2 separate regions of the Mus musculus genome follow, and region 2 is linked to region 1. Evidence: chromatin loops called from intact Hi-C (ENCODE). Cell type or tissue: left cerebral cortex. All regions are shown on one strand.

Evidence for each region. A loop is a pair of places that touch in the nucleus more often than their neighbours do. Peaks named below come from ENCODE experiments on the same cell type or tissue, not always from the same donor. Only the 100,000 strongest peaks of a DNase experiment are listed, where the experiment ranks them.
Region 2: a loop joins it to region 1, with 2.3 times the contacts of the local background. A loop is called at or near these places in 2 of 42 quality-filtered maps.

The regions. Positions count from the first base shown.
Region 1 is chr1:132,619,877-132,627,876 of GRCm38, reverse strand. Nfasc (neurofascin) reads left to right here. Exons shown (of 30, transcript NM_182716.4): 9 at 6,254-6,365; 10 at 6,768-6,952. Among named protein-coding and RNA genes, the nearest start is that of Gm46157, 45 kb to the left of the region's middle. In left cerebral cortex, a CTCF peak has its summit at 4,228; DNase peaks (open chromatin) are centred at 2,931, 3,211, 3,756, 4,060 and 2 more places; H3K27ac peaks cover 3,185 bases.
Region 2 is chr1:132,978,673-132,986,672 of GRCm38, reverse strand. It overlaps Mdm4 (transformed mouse 3T3 cell double minute 4), which reads left to right. Exons shown (of 11, transcript NM_001302801.1): 11 at 1-568. Among named protein-coding and RNA genes, the nearest start is that of Gm38687, 11 kb to the right of the region's middle. In left cerebral cortex, CTCF peaks have their summits at 3,739 (motif pointing right) and 4,791; a DNase peak (open chromatin) is centred at 3,769.

The sequences.
Region 1 (8,000 bases):
TAGTGGTGAGTCCGGGAGTAACTTCTCCTGCCCTAATCCACTTTGTCTAACTTGACTGATACTGTGACATTAACTCCTTCTGGGTGGCAGAGTGGACAGCTGGCTAGGCCAGGTGCCAAAGGGGACACCCCAGGACGCTGTCCACCTGGAGCAAGGTGGTCAGTGGGAGTCTGAGGTGGGCTCCCATCAAAAGGGTTTCCTCCAGTGTGCAAGTCTCCATTTGCTGAATTCTCAGAAGGTGGCTTCAAGCAAGGGAGATCTCCATGAAGGACCCAGCGGAGACTTAAGGGTCAATGACAGATGGATGGAAAGTGGACATTTGCATCACCATGTCCAAAATATCCGAGAAACAACTTGAAAGATGAGAGATTTGTGTCAGCTTACAGCCCAGAGCCTTTTGGTCTACCGTGGTGGGACGCAGGCACCCCATCACTATTGGCAGGAGTTGGAGAGGCTGTTCACATCACAGCAGACTAGGAAGCAGAAAACAAAGCAGGAACCGAGAGCCAGTTGTCCTTCAAAGACCCACCTCTGATTATCTACCTTTACCAGCTAGGCCACACCTCCTGAGCATCCCACCCATCACAACCTCAGCACCACAAGCTGAGAGGACCAGCCATGAGCCAGGGCAGGGGCGCATTTCAGATTGAACTGTCTGTCACAGAGGCTATTTGAGAATAGTTGAGAGTCCACCATCAGGAGGAGACAGGAAATCCGGTTCCTATTTGGTAGCATAAATAGCACAGCCAGATTTTCTTGCATTGACTCTTCAGTGTCTGGGTTTGAATCACCTGCTTTATAGCCTCTTTTTTTTTTTTTTTTTTTTTTCCTGAGAGTACTTTGTCACAGGCTGGTCCCAAATCTCTTTGAAAGCTGGAGAGATGGTTCCGCAGTTAGGAGCACTGACTGCTCTTGCAGAGGGCCCAGGCTTAATTTCTAGCACTCATATGGTGACTTGGACCCATTTGTAACCCAGTTTCATGGAATCCAACACCCTCCTCTGGCCTCTGTAGGAATCAGGCATGCACATGGTGCACAGACATACATGCTGGCAAAATATGCATAAAATAAAAGTAAATAATCTTTTTTAAAAGAGGTTTCTCTAGAAAATGATATACAGATTCCAGGTCCAAGTTCTCTCTCCGGGTAAGTATAAATGAAGTTGTCCAGCCATGTCCCCGACATCTGTGCCTTTTCTCCCCTCTGGAAGCACATATAAGCCCAGTGGCCACTAGCCACATCTGCAAATCGTGGCACGATCACAATGAGTTATAGTTCTAACGAGCCACAGCTGTCTGCTAGGTCTGATTAATGGGGGAACTGGCTATTTGCACACCTGAGTCTCCCCTCACTGTGGCTTAAGAATGCCTCATGTTCCTTGAGCAGCCATTAGGTTCAGCATTTGCTAGATTTGACAAAGCAGCTGGTCCCATTATCAATTATGCTTCTGAGCTGAGTTCAGTTTCCCAAGGGGATCTTTGGGAGCCCAGATAGGTAGGAATGTCTTTACTGAGGTTGCTAATATAAGCAATGAGCAGAGTCTGGAGTGGAGGATGGGCTGAGAAATGAGAGCCAGGGGAAACAGAGGTTCCAACTTGGCACCAAGCAGCAGGAACCACGCTGAGACTTACTGCCCAAGGAAGCAGGCAGCCTTTGTTGGATTCTGGGGATTGTTTGTTTTCAAGGTAATGGTGCCAACCACCACTGTGTCAAAGGCGCTGCTGTGGAATGTGCCCTTTTCTAAATTGAACCCCAAATATCTATTGTAGAGAGTACTCTGAAATCCAAAACGCATTGGAACCCTTAGAGATCATGTGGCTCAAGTTCTTTGCTTTGTGTAAGGCAGGGAAAGGTAAAGTTGTTTATCCACAGAAGATGGCTGAGTGATTTCAGCCTAAACCCAGCTTTTCTCCAGAGGTCAGAATTTTTTAGAAGAGAGTGAGAGTCATTCAGAACTGTGAAACCAACAGAGCTCACATAGAGATGGAACCTTGGTCCTCGGTCCCCACCAGGGCAGGGCTGGCATAGCCTGAAACTCTGGGGAGGCTGTAAAGGACAACCGTGCTGAAGGTTTTAGAAAGAAAGAAAAACCAAGAAAGTAAGGAACTCCTTCCTGGGTCCACAGAGCTCCTAGCCAAGGAACATCATCAGCGACAAATGTCCAGTACATACCTCTCTTTGGCTCGAAGTATGATATGTCTCTTTTCTAGAAGAAGGGCCCCCCTGTTCTAATGATCTGCACAGAGTTGACATCCTCTGGACATGGGTCAGAAGATACCTCCCCTCTGATTGGCAGAGAAAGGCACCTGGGTTTGATTCCATCCAGAAAGCAGGTGTTTTATAGTGTGTACCTGGAGCCACACTGTCTCCAATCAAATCCAGTCTCCAGGACATGCCACCAGGTGACACTAGGCAAGCCATTTAATGCTTCAAAACTTCAATTCCTTCATCTGCCAAACAGGTGGATTACTAGCCTCAAAAATGGTTGTAAAGGTTAAAGAGGATCGTGACCCACAGCTGCTAAGCTGCAGTACACATTGACAATGTTAATATAGAACCCAATGTTGGATTTAAAGGAGGAAGTTGTGTGTGGACTGGATTGTATGTAGGCCATCTGTTTCTAAATTAAGGGAGACACGGAGACTTTGAAGATAAGCCGGGGAGAGAATGGCAGGCACACATACAGGAGGAGAGCTAGTCCACAGGGAGAGACATTAGCGTGCACCAGAGAAAGGAAAACCGCCCGGTTTTCCAGCTCTGCTAAGAATTGGGTGAGGAGAGAGAGGCTGCAACTATTGCAGGCAGAATTCAGATTAATTCTACAGAAGTTTCCTAATAGCAAGATACACCAAATGTTTCTAGATCAAGAGACCACACACACACACACACCTGCCCCACTTAGGGGCCAGAAAGAGGGATGGGGTGCCAGGAAGCCTGTTTCACGTGTCTCTGGTTCTCAGTTCTGAGAACGGAAGGCAGCAGAGAGAGCTGGATGTAGGATCTAGCTGCCACAGAATGCTGCATTTGGCAAAGGTCCCCAGATGCATCTGAGGTCTTGAACCATATTCTGCTGCCATGTTCTACTCAGTAAAGGGAACAGCTAAGTCTGTCAGCACTTTTGACTCTTTTTTTTTTTTTTGGTAGAAGACAGCCAGAAACTCTTTCTCATTTGACCCTTTGAAGACAGTTTGATTATAGTGGGGTCGTGACCTAATGTCCCCTGACTGACCATCTGGCTCTGGGGATCCATGAGTCTTCTCTGTGCCACAGCTTTCAAGAGCCACCCTCTGGCAGATTTTCTTGAATTTATGCAGGTTTGAGCTTGGTGTCTGCATCCTAGGTTTTTTTTTTTTTGTTTTTTTTTTTTTTTTTTTTTTTTTTTTTTTCTTGTTGTTTTTTTGTATCAGGGTAGACCCAGCCTGAACTGGAAATGGGCAGAGCATCCCTGTCTCCAGAGTGAAAAGAGCCGTCCTAGCTAAAGAGACAGTTTTCACCACATAGAGCCTCATTCAATAGTTACCTTCATCTTTGTAATTACTGGTTCCTGTGTTTCCCCCAAGGAAAGAAACCAGGCACCTTCCCTGGGGAACACAGGCTCCCAAGGTCACCAGCCAGATCCACTACCTTAAGTTTTCATGACTCCCTCCTGCACAGCTGACATTTTTCTAAACCTCCCTTCAGCGCCAGCCTTCTCGTTCCCCTGTAAAGCCGCTAGTCATCGTGTGGGAGATTCCCGTGTCCCTAAGAATCCAGCGGAAATGCTCTGGATCTCTTCATTCCCCTCCCGCCCCTCCCAGGTTCTTGGCTCTGAGCTTATTCCTTGCCTCCAAGGAAAGCGGGGATCTTAGATGCTGAGAATAGCAAAACAGACCAGAGCAGTTCACAGAGGACCAAACGCCCTTCTTCACCTCTTGGCCTTGGGATTTTGGGTTTCTTTGATTGGAATTGTTAGAAACATTGGGAAACTGCCTGTGAGAAATGGGGACAGAGTAACATTTCCAGCTTCAGACTCAGCGGCAACCATGGCAACACAGCTCAGAATCCAAATCTGAACCTGTGAGCTTGGGCAAAGTCTGTTAACTTCATAGAAACTCAGTTTCCTTTGCTAAAAACACACAAGTGGTAACATTCATTGTGAGGGTTAAACACGCTGACACCGCAGACCAACCAGTCACAGCACTCGGCCCTACTTAAATACTTACAGGGCGGTGGTGGCTCCCTCTGGCTTGCAGGGTAATCTTTCATTTCCTTTGAACGAGGCTTGCTTTTCAGTCGCTGCTTCCTCCCTAAGATACTTCTGAGGATTGGTACCCCACACCCGATCCTGTGTGCTGCTGCTAAATGTAGCTTTTCTCTGGTCACACTGCTAGACGTCATGATGGCCAGAGCAGGGCTCTGGGCTAATAATCTTCCTGTTCCCCATCCTTCCTGCTTCCATGATGTGCTGCAGGCTGTGGGGTGAACTAAGTGTCCAGAGGCTCTCAGACGGGCCCCTGTAGCCTTTTCTTGTGTGGAATGAGTGTGGTGACTGAGATGCAGTCTTTTCCATGTCATTACAGGGTTCACAACTCTGGACAGACTCACCTACTTGATATGACCCTTCTACCCTGGAATCTCTCTGTCCTTTTGGTGCCCATGACTGTGTGTTTTTGTTTGTTTGTTCGTTTGTTTGGGTTTTTTTTTGTTTGTTTGTTCTTTTTGTTTGTTTTGTGACTGTGTGATGGGAGGAAGCTGCTGCTTCCTGGTTACTGAGAGAATGCTGCTAGGTCTGCAGGTATAGACAGTAACCGACTAACCACTTAATGGATTAACCCTGCAGTTGCCACTGTTCTATATGTGTATGCTGGCGTGATAGATGAAACCGTCGGGGTAAACTCTTGCCTCCTTTTTTTGTTTCTTCTTCCCCCTTTAACTTGTCAGCTCCACAAATATTTCCTGAACACGTGTCATATGCTATCTATTCTGTTGTGCCAGGAGCCCAAATACCTCAGTGTGTGTTTTAACGTTTCTTCCCCTGACAAAAGATAAAAGATAAATTCTGTGAGATGTTTCTCGATGGCTAATGAAGAGAAGCTGGGCATCCTCAGGGCAGGAGCCTCTCTGATTCATCCTGATACCTGCAGGGGCAGCCAGCTTCCGTAAGAAGCACGAGTTACTGAGCTTGGATGACCACCAGCCAGCCTTCACCCCTCCAGCAGCAGTTAAACCCAGATGGATGCCCTTGTTCCGACTCCAGGCATCCCCCAGAACTTCTAGCTCCTAGCAGCTCTGCCTGCCCCCTCCTTCCCACTTGTCTGGCTGAGCCTACGGCCCATGGGGTCTCAGGCTTATATTCGTCTTTCAGTCTTTATGTGTCTAAGGCTTCATGTGTTCCTCCTCCAGTTTCCTGTTTGACTTGGGACTTCTGGTTGAACATTAGTTTTTTTTGTTGTTGTTGTTTTTGTTTTTGTTTTTCTTTTACCCATTTCTACGGAGTTATACAAAGAGTATAGGAAACAAGTAAGGCTTGGTATGCTCTCCGTGGATGCACCCTGATTGGCATGGCCCCCTCCATGGGGAACAGTGTCGGAGTGTACACCACCCAGCCTCTAACACCTGTGTGGAAGGAAGATTTCTGCCTATCTCCTGGCTGCTCCAGCCTAGTTGAACTGTTGAACACCTTCCCCCATCCTGGCTGCCATTTGCTCCACCTGCACCCACCCCATCTCTTATGCAGTCAAGAGTGAGGAGCCAGAGTGGGCTTGGCCCCAGACAGTTTTCCAGTCATCTCTCCTCGTTCATTCTCTTTGTGTCTTTGCTAAGCCATTAATAATTCTGTTTATCTGGGGCCTTGCTGCTTCATTCCAGCTCCTTATCAGAGTCCCAGAGAGCAGGTGGCTTGTCCTGTGTCCCCAACCTATGGCTTCTCTTTCCTCCATGTCCCTGTCTGGGGAGGATAGATGGATGCTGAGATGATCTGGCCTGGGGGCCCCTCCATCCGAACACAGATGTCAGAGATGGACCTCTCAATGCTCCATAGTCCCTTCCTGTCCAAGAGGAAGGGAAAGGCTTCTGGGCTTCTCTCAGCAGAACCTGGAACTGGTTGCATACATGTGCTGGAGGAGCAGAGGACCCCCAAGCTTCCAAACAAATCAGATCCTTGGGGTGGCTTGAGCTAGAAGGACCCAGAGTGGTGACGACATTTCTTTCTAACCCAATAGTGTTGGCACACCTGGACTGGAGGTTCACAGAAGTTTGTTCTGTCCTGTTTCAGCCCGAGGAGTTGCAGAAAGAACGCCCAGCTTCATGTATCCCCAGGGCACATCGAGCAGTCAGATGGTTCTCCGTGGCATGGACCTGCTGCTGGAATGCATTGCCTCTGGCGTGTACGTACCATCTTCTAGTCCTGATCCTGAAGACGGGGTGGGCATCAATCCACACATTTTGGAGGCAGACCAGTATATAGGAAAAGGGAAAGCCAGCAGGCCCATGAGTAGAACACTATATGTCTATCGTTGACATCCCACTATAGTTACCTTTGCTTTGGGAAAAGAGAAAAAGTCAATGGCTGGGCTTGCTGCAGATGCATTGAATCACATGCTATCTTAGCTCTGCCTTTCTGTGGAGACCCTGTGGCCAGCCAGTCTCCTCTAAATAGGAGAGCCCAGGTTCTAGAGGGTATATACTTTCTTGCTGGGCCCAAGCCACTTTTAGGATGTCTGGATGTCCAACTCTTTAGAATACGTTCAGTAATGGGCCCTTTGCTTTCTGCTTGATCCCTGTACTAGCCCAACACCAGACATTGCATGGTACAAGAAAGGTGGGGACCTCCCATCTAACAAGGCCAAGTTCGAGAACTTTAATAAGGCTCTGCGCATCACCAATGTCTCTGAAGAGGACTCTGGGGAGTATTTCTGCCTGGCCTCCAACAAGATGGGCAGCATCCGGCACACGATCTCGGTGAGAGTAAAGGGTACGTTGTGTGTATTTCTCATTATGATTATGTTGCCAGCCCCGAACACCAATGTCATGACGCCCCTCCTGCTATGGCTGGGAAACAGAGGGAGTGGGGAACTTCCAGTGTCCTGGCTAATGACAGCACTGGGCTGCCATGGTGGTATCACTCCTGGGTGTACAACTGCACACATTCGTGGGCACGGAGACGGAGGGAAGGCAATTTATCGTGGTGTTTGCCCAGCTCTGGGCTCTCTCTGCAGGGAGATCCGTCCCAGAGCGTTTTCTTTCATTTCCCATCTGTGCTGTGTCGTCTTAGCCTGTGCTGTCTGTGTCCTATGCATGGCACTGTGCTGCTGCTTCAGGGTGGGAGTCACCATGGACCAAATCATTTTTAAGCCACTCTCCTCCCCTCAAAGCAGATACAGCTCACCTGAGCTGTCTGGACACTAGAGCTCCTGTCCCTGTGGGCCCCCGTTAGATGACAGGCTGTGTGGGTCATTACTCAGCCCAGGCTACATGCAGCCTGGGAGATTGAGGGCTGAGGCTGAGTACAACCTTCTCAGCATACAGTTGGCTGACCGTATGTCCTTGGCCTCAGCACTACACACACACACACACACACACACACACACACACACACACATGAGTGTGTTCTCATTTGTTTTGGTGAGTAACAAGATTTTGGAGCCTTTAATCTAGAAGTTTCTTTTCTTAGAAAAATCCACATGTTCACAAAAAAATTGTCCAAATAACGGCAAAGAGTGAACCACCAAGAATGACTCTAAACAGAGTTCAGTGCCTAAAAGAAAAAAGTTCAGGACTTTCCAGTCTTTTTCTTTTTCTCTTTCTTTTTCCTTTTCTTTTTCTTTTTCTTTTTCTTTTTTTTTTTTTTTAGATAGATGATTTTTCTTTCTTTTCTTAAGATTTATTTATATTTATTATTACTGTAGCTGTCTTCAGACACTCTAGAAGAGGGTGTCAGGTCTCATTACAGATGGTTGTGAGCCACCATGTGGTTGCTGGGACTTGAACTCAGGACCTTCAGAAGAGCAGTCAGTGTAATC
Region 2 (8,000 bases), 360 kb before region 1:
GTGTTGCCTGCTTTAAGTCTCTGCCCACCTGCCTGTCCTTTCCTTGACACTAGGCTCTTGATTAGGAAGAGTTGTCTCCAGATGCTTTGAGAAGCACATGTAAATCTAGATAGCACATTCTACCCTGATGGAACTTCCTTGCTTGTCTTGCTGTATAGGAATTCATTCTGTATACACTTGAGTGGGTGGCATGAGATGCTCGACTTGTGTGTCGAGAGGCAGTGTCATGACATTCCCAGTCTGGTACTTGCCAGTGCAGAAGCAAATGAGGGGTAATAAACTGAGAAGAAGGGCAGCTTACTAACGAGGCCAGAGGGAAATGTTTCCGTGTGTCCTTATGTAACTTTTTACAGTGCCACTAAGTTAATAGCCCTGTACATGGGTGTTTGCACTATGTAATGCTTTTAATGCGGTTTTATTGTGTTTTTGTGTGATTAAACAGTTTTCATTTCATTGTGTTTTGTCATTATTGGAAATAGGTAATTTTGCTTATGTACAGCTAACCCATTTTCTGTTATCTTTGGCATGATTTGGGGAAGTGATTAAAAGTCATTGGCAGCTTTTCCCTAAGTTGCATATTAGAGTAATTGTATTCATTTCTGCTTCCCATTTCCCAAAGAAACGAAACATCTGCAGAGTAATATTAAAAATGGAGCTTACTGTATTTTCAAGTCAGGATTAGTGCAAAGTGTTTGTCATGAAACATGCATGTCCCCAGCATCTGCTAGAGTGTCCAGCAGTGACTCATGAACCTTTTTGGAGAGTAGAGTTCTTGGAAAATTAATGAAATGTATGGGAGCTCTTTATAACTAGTGTGTTTGTTTGTTTTTAGGCAAGGTTTCACTATATAGCCTTGGTTGGCCTGGAACTTTATATGTATCTGGTCTCCAAGTCAGAGACCTGCCTGCCTGCCTGCCTCTGTCTCTCAAGTGCTGGGATGAAAGGTATGTGCCACTCCATCTGGTGTAAATGTTTTATATTGAATCTCAGGGCCTTCACTCCGTGGTCCTCTCTTCTTTGGAGGGCTAGCTTGATAGTGTGTATGCTGTTAAAGAGGCCGTTCACCTAAATAGCACTAAAATCAGTTCCCCAGCCTTTAGTGGTTGTGTATGGCACACCTTGGGGCACTGTTCACAGACTGCCAAATAAATACTATCCTCTGAGTGTGTGCGCTCCACCTGTGTGAACCCTGGGATGGGGTGGTGTGTTTCCTGACAGGGTGGGGGCTGGGACTTTAAAGTGGGACCTAAGCCAGTTCTGTTGCTTTCATTTTGGCAACCTTTTCACATCTTGTGACCTCTCACCAAGGTATGTTTGGTTTTGTTTTGTTTTTGGGTAGAGAGGTCTGCTTATTGTAGCCTAGGCTAACCTTAAATAATTTTTTATCGCATAATTATATAACTTGTTATCCTCCTGCCTCAGCCTCAGTTCCTAGGATTACAGGTATGCATTGCCATCCCCAGCTCTTTAAGTTACTTTGTAATGTACTTTCAGCTTTGCCTGACATTGTGTTTACTGAGGTTATACTCTGCTCCACCTGAGCTGAAGGTGACAAAAGTTGGAGATTCATGTTTGTGATGTTAAACATAGTGGGACACCAATAAATAAAGCCTGGAAGCTGCCTTCAAGTCAGCTGCCATTTAAGGATGTAGCTAGGATGAAAGAACTGGCGTTGACCAAGGAGAAGGTGGCACGCCAGGCTAGGACTTGAATCTACAGCCCAAAGACACTGGCAATCCACAAAAGGGTCTTAGGTGGCCATGTTTGCTCCACAGTAGAAGTGGACCGCAGTGAGGCTGCGAGAGGCCGGAGCTGGGAATGCTGTCGATCCCAAGCTGATGGTCTGGAGAGACCGACTTGGTGTCTGTTACCCATGAGGTGTTAAAGGTATAAAGACAGCAGGTATGTGTCCAAGAATTGTAGTCAGTGGCTTACCTTATTATGTTTGAGACAAATATAAATCACAATATAAAAATGTGATTGAGTTTTGGAAAAGATATGGTGGAGACCGCAGCCAATTTAGGAGTGGGCACTGAGGGAGCGAAAGGAAAGCTAGCTGCTGGGACCTGAGACCTAGGAGTGAAGCCAGGCGTGGTGGTGCATGCCTTTAGTTTTAGCTATTGAGAAGCAGAAGCATGCAGACTGAGTGCCAGGCCAGTGAGGGTTATGTAGTAAAACTCTGACTCAAAAATAACTTTTTGAAAAAGGTGAATTAAAACCTAGGTCCACACCTGGTATGCACCTTTAACCTCAGCGCTTGGAAAGAAGAGGTAGGAGGATTTGAAGTTGAAGGCCAGTGTGGGCTACGTGGGGAGACCAATAGTAACTATAGAGAGAAGAGATTGTAGTGGTATTGAGAGGGGAAAAATTGGGGGCTAAAGAGATGGCTCAGTGGTTAGCAGTGCATACTTCCCTTCAGAGGCCTGTGTCTGGGTCTCAGCCCCCATGTAAGGTGACTCACCTCACTGTTACTCCAGCTCCAGGGATCCAGTGCCTCTGGCTCAGTAACACATGCATATAATTAACAATTCTTTTTATCTGGGTGATGGCGGTACGAGCCTTTAACCCCAGCACCCAGGAGGCAGAGGCAAGCTCATCTTTGTGAGTTCAAGGCCAGCCTAGTGTATGGACAGAGTTCCAGGACACCAGGCCTTCGGAGAGAAACCCTGTCTCAGCAACAAAAACCACCTCACAGAGAACATGTAAGCAGAGCAACTGCTTGTTTTAGGTTTAGAGCACAGCTTGTAAAAAGATGTCTTTTAGGCTAACATGACCTTGTCATGACTTGATCATCTTCATTTTGCAAAGACAGGAAATGATCCATGACCTTGTCTGACCTCAACTCAACCTGGGCCTCTACCTTTGGGGGGAAAAACTCATTAGTAGGCAGTAAGCAAAACATTTGAGTTGTAGAGGCTTTAAACTTCTACTGCCCTAATTGGGAGTCTTTAGTTTGTGCAAAACGTGCATGCACCTGTGGTAAATTGCCATATACTGTTTAAGCTTAGGTGGGACTCTGGGAGTAAGGAGACCCTCCTTGTTTCCTCTAAAACTCCTTGTCTTGGCAGAGTTGGTCCCTAATTTGTAACAAGGAGGATGGGAAACAGCAAGCACCTAAGAGTAGTCATTACTGTGCTGGACTGGGGAGGTGGCTCAGGGGTGAGGAACACTTGATGCCCTTCCCTAGGGATTGAGTTCGGGTCCCAGGACTCCGGACTGGCAGCCTGGTAGTCCACAACTGCTAACTCTTGCTCCAGGGCATCCAACATCTCCGGATTCCTGAGGCAACGTGCACATACACACCACCCCTGTATGAGCAGCCATTTAAAAAAAAAAAGATTTTATTTATTATATGTAAGTACACTGTAACTGTCTTCAGATGCACCAGAATTCACCATACAGACCATGCTGGTCTTAACCTCAGAGATTTATCTGTCCTTGCCTCCCAAGTGTCTGGATTAAAGTTGTTTATCACCATGCCTGCCAGAACTTTGTACTTTTGTTTGCTGGCTATAATAAACTTCTTCAGAATCCAAAGCATGGGTGGTGTTATCATTTCTGGATTGTACAAAAAAGTTTGAAATATTTTCACTTCGTGCAAACTTTGACGCGAAGCCTGACTTGCCAGTTGTTTACTGGGTGACCTGAGGCAAACCATTTAATGTCTCTAGCCCTTAGCTCCTGGTTTATACAACAGGCATAGTGGACAAATGAGGTACCACTGGTGAGGTGCTTGGCTGTCTTCACCAGTGGGGCATAGCCTTGGTCGCCCACCAGAGGGCACTAGTAACCTAAAAAATTGAGGATGTTCCTTCCTTCAAACACAGCCATAGGTCTTTAAATATCTATGGTTGCGGTGTTTGGGGGATCTTTGCTAAGATTCTTCTAAAGTCCACCACCATAGCCTTAAGTAAAAGAACTCGTGATACTTTAACCGCACACCAGCCACGAGGAATATTTTATTTTTATTTTGTCTGCGTTTACTGTCCCCTCTCCATCTCAAGCCTTCCTGGAACCTAGCTACAGATGTCTTCTCTCAGTGATAACCTATCCCTTGTTCGAAGCTTATCCAAACACATCTCATTGCGCCTCCCATCCCCCACAGCTTTCATCCCAACAGGCAAAAGGGGCAGTGGTCTGTTTCCGAACTCTGTAGAGCGTTAGAAGTTGTCTCCTGAACTGCTCTGTGGGTGTCTAGTAATCCACAGATGGCCACCACAGAAAGCCTTGTTCACCGGAGAGAAATGTCCCATGAGGTGGGAGAAACCAACACCATGGTCTCCCTCAGATATTCTTGACTTTAGGAGAACAACAGATTTAAGCATGTATCATATATGTATTTGCTTCTTAAAATCTGTCTTCGGGGGCTGGAGAGAGAGCTCAGCAGTAAAGAGCTCTGGCTGCCCTTTCAGAGGACCCGGGTTCAGTCCCCAGCACCCACATGGCAGCTCACAACTGTCTGTACATAACTCCTGTTCAGGGGACCCGACACCCTCCCTCACAAAGACACACAGATCACCAGTGTACATAAAAATACAATTTAAAATCTATCTTAGGTTAATCCGGTGGGAAGGCAATTCGGCTCCAGGTTAGCTCACCACTGTCCCAGGGAAGGGGCCAGAAGGAAGTGCCAAGCACGGTCTAGGACCATGGAACCACAGAATGCTTAGGTGGCTGAGATGGCACCCCAGAAGTCAGTTCCAGCACCTTATTGTTTAGAGAACAGAAGTGGCACCACCAGGACAGGAACTTCATTAGTATCAGGTTTATCTCATTTATAAAGATTTATTTTTATGTGTATGGGTGGGTGTTTTGCCTGCATATGCATGCAGTGACAGAGGCCAAAAGAGGGCAGTGGAGCACTTATAACTGGAGTGTTGTTAGCTACTGTGTGCGTGCCCCATGCATGCACATGTATGTGAAACTGAATCTGGGAACCCTGCAAGAGCAACAAGTGCTCTTAGCCTCTGGGCCTTGTCCATAGCTCCACATCAGTCATTTCAGCAGCACTGAGATTCAGTTCTGTGGGCAGGCACGCTAATTCTCTTTTACTGTCCTCATTGATACTAAGGCTTGTGTGTTAGTGTATGCCAAGTGTCTGCTTTGCACTTGGGGATATAGTGCAGTGGTAGACCACTTGCTTAGCACTGTGCATGGCCTTAGGTTCCACCCCCAACATTAGAAAGACAATCATAACAATTCTGAAGGAAATACAGTGTTCGGGAAATGAGCTGTTATTCTCACTTTGCATAGGAATGGGGCAGTTAGATAAGTGGCATGTGATAGCTCGGGGATGTACGTGCTGGATAGAACGTTTGCCTAGCTGTAATGAAGCATGGTTCTCCCCACAATCAAGTATGCCAGGTTCGGTACAACAAACATATGTATGATCTCAGCCCCCAGAAGGTGTGGACAGAATCGGCTCAAGTTATCCTTAGCTATGCTGGAGTTTGAGCCAGTATGGGAGAAATGAGATTGTGTGTGTGTGTGTGTGTGAGTGTGTGTGTGTTTGTATGGAAGGGACTGGACTATCCTGGCCATGTCACTGGTAAAACTTGGAGCACGGATGGGACTGGCCTTCCAAATGTCTACCTGTGGAGTCTGGTGGGAACTCATAGGAAAGGAAATGGGCTGGGTTGAGTACAGGAGGGACTGGGGTAAGCCAGAGAGCCATGCCTACATCAGGATTGCCCATTTGCTAACTCTAGCCAGGTGGTTACAGGGCTGGTGGAAGGCCTTCGTTACCTGCCGGTCTCACGATTCAAGAGAATAGGCAAAGATTTTCCTAGGAAACCTCTGTTTTATAAATACTGAATAACAACAACAACAACGTAAATAATAATAACAATAATGATCTTAAAAGGCGGACCTGTGGCTCAAGTGAGGGCCAGGCCCAACTGAACGTGCTCACTGTTCTGGTGGGCAGGTGGGAAGCGAGGTGTTTGGTGTCTTGCACAGCCCACAACCCTGCAAGGCAGATTTCAGTGCATACCAGAAGGAGCTGGACAGAGGAGAGAAGAGCACCCCAGAGACAGTGACTCCACTGAGATTGGCATTCCTGCCCTGTGTCCGCCCCTTCCAGACTGGAGACTCCGGATTTCTGCAGCAGTGATCCTTTAAGGCAGACTCGGGAACACACAAGCTCTAGAGCGGTTCTCAACCTTCCTAATGCTGCGACTTTTTAATAGAGTTCCTCACGTTGTGCTAACCCCCAACCGTAATATTATTTTCCTTGCTACTTCATAACTGCAGTTTCCTGCTGTTAGGAATCATAATGTAAGTATCTGATAAGTGACTCCTGTCGGGGTTGTGACCCACACGTGGCTGCTCTAGAGCTTCTTTGTAGTTGTAGCGGTGGTGTCGCACACCTTTAATCCCAGCACTCGGGAGGCAGAGGCAGGTGGATTTCTGAGTTCGAGGCCAGCCTGGTCTACAAAGTGAGTTCCAGGACAGCCAAGGCTATACAGAGAAACCCTGTCTCAAAAACAAAACAAAACAAAACCTAGCTCTGGTCTCTAGGTTCACCCCAGCTAGACCTGCACCTCCAAGTTACCCTACCAGATCTGCTCCCCAGGTTACAAGCACACCCCCTGCCTAATGACCACCAATGCGGAGGAAATAAAAGTTTACAGTTTGATTCCCAGCACCAGCCAATTATGCTAAAGGCCATAGTAGCTTTCCAATTAGATGCTTGCCAGGCTAGGAACACCCCCCGACACACACACACACACAACCCCCGCACTTACTGCTTTCTATAAAGCCTTACCGCATAGATGTTCGGGGCTCCTTTCCACCTTTCCATCCTGTGTGTCAGCGGTGAGCTGAGGGGCCCAAGCTAACTCTAATTAAAGGCCCTGCTATAACTTGCACTGAATCGGCTCCTGTCTGTTTTTTGGGGTTCACTAACACTTCCGTGGCACTACAATGTCTTTTTAGTTTTCCTGTGGGTTCTTTCTTATGACTGCAAAATAGAGAAGGGTGTCAGATGATTGTTGTAGACATGTGTGTTCTGTGTAGTGGAGTTGCAGCTGATTGTTGCTCTGCAGCTGTCAACTGTTTTCCATCCACTAAGCAGATTGCTTTCAGCATTCCTATAGCCTTTATCGTTTCTGCTCGCTGATGAGTTCCCTCATTAATTGATGAGTTGAATTGAATCACTGGCATAAGCCGATGTTAGATTTTTATGAGGGATTTGGGTTTACTTTTTAAAGAAAATTCCCTTTAACGCTATTGGTTTTTGAAGGTCGTTGTAAGGGTGAAGAGAGAATAACGAGGGAGGATTTTCTGGCTGCCCATAGTGGTGCAAGCCATGTTCTCTCTGGTCTGTGCCTCAGGCAACATCAACAATAAGAAAGAAAAAAATTGAGATAGTGACTTTCTATATGGACCTCAAACTTACGGACATCCTCCTGCTTCTGTCTCCCAAGTGCTAGGATTAAAGGCATTTGGTGTCGCGCCTGAGAGCAGGAAATCTTTTGATCAAACCACCTGCATTACAGTGCCAGTGCCTTTCCCAGGGTTTCATGGTGTGAGAGTGCATTGGTGAGTGTAATAGAGATATGGGTGGTAAAGTGTACAGGTGTCTCAGGGGTGGGGATCCGGCTGCATTAGTGGGTTCTAGTGACAGAGGGACGTTTCCTAACCTTCACCCACACCTTCGCCAGTGTGGGGAGCACAGGCTTAGACACAAAGGAGAAAGTCTGACTTTGCATCCGTGGCTTATCGCCTAATCCTTTCCTCGGCTGGATGTGAGGCAGATGAGTGGAGACAGAGGAGAGCTTGAGGACTTGCAGGTAGAACAGTGCTCTCTGGGGTTTATTTGCAATTCTGGGCTCATGGTTCATCTGTGACTGGCGCCATGCCGTAGCTCTTTTAGTCAAGAGTCTTGGCTGCTCCTGCCTCCACTATGCCCAGTCCCAAGCTTTTTGCAGTCCCAGCACTTAGGAGGCTGAGGTAGGGAGACCTCAGGTTTGAGGCCAGTCTGCACTACCTGTTGAAAC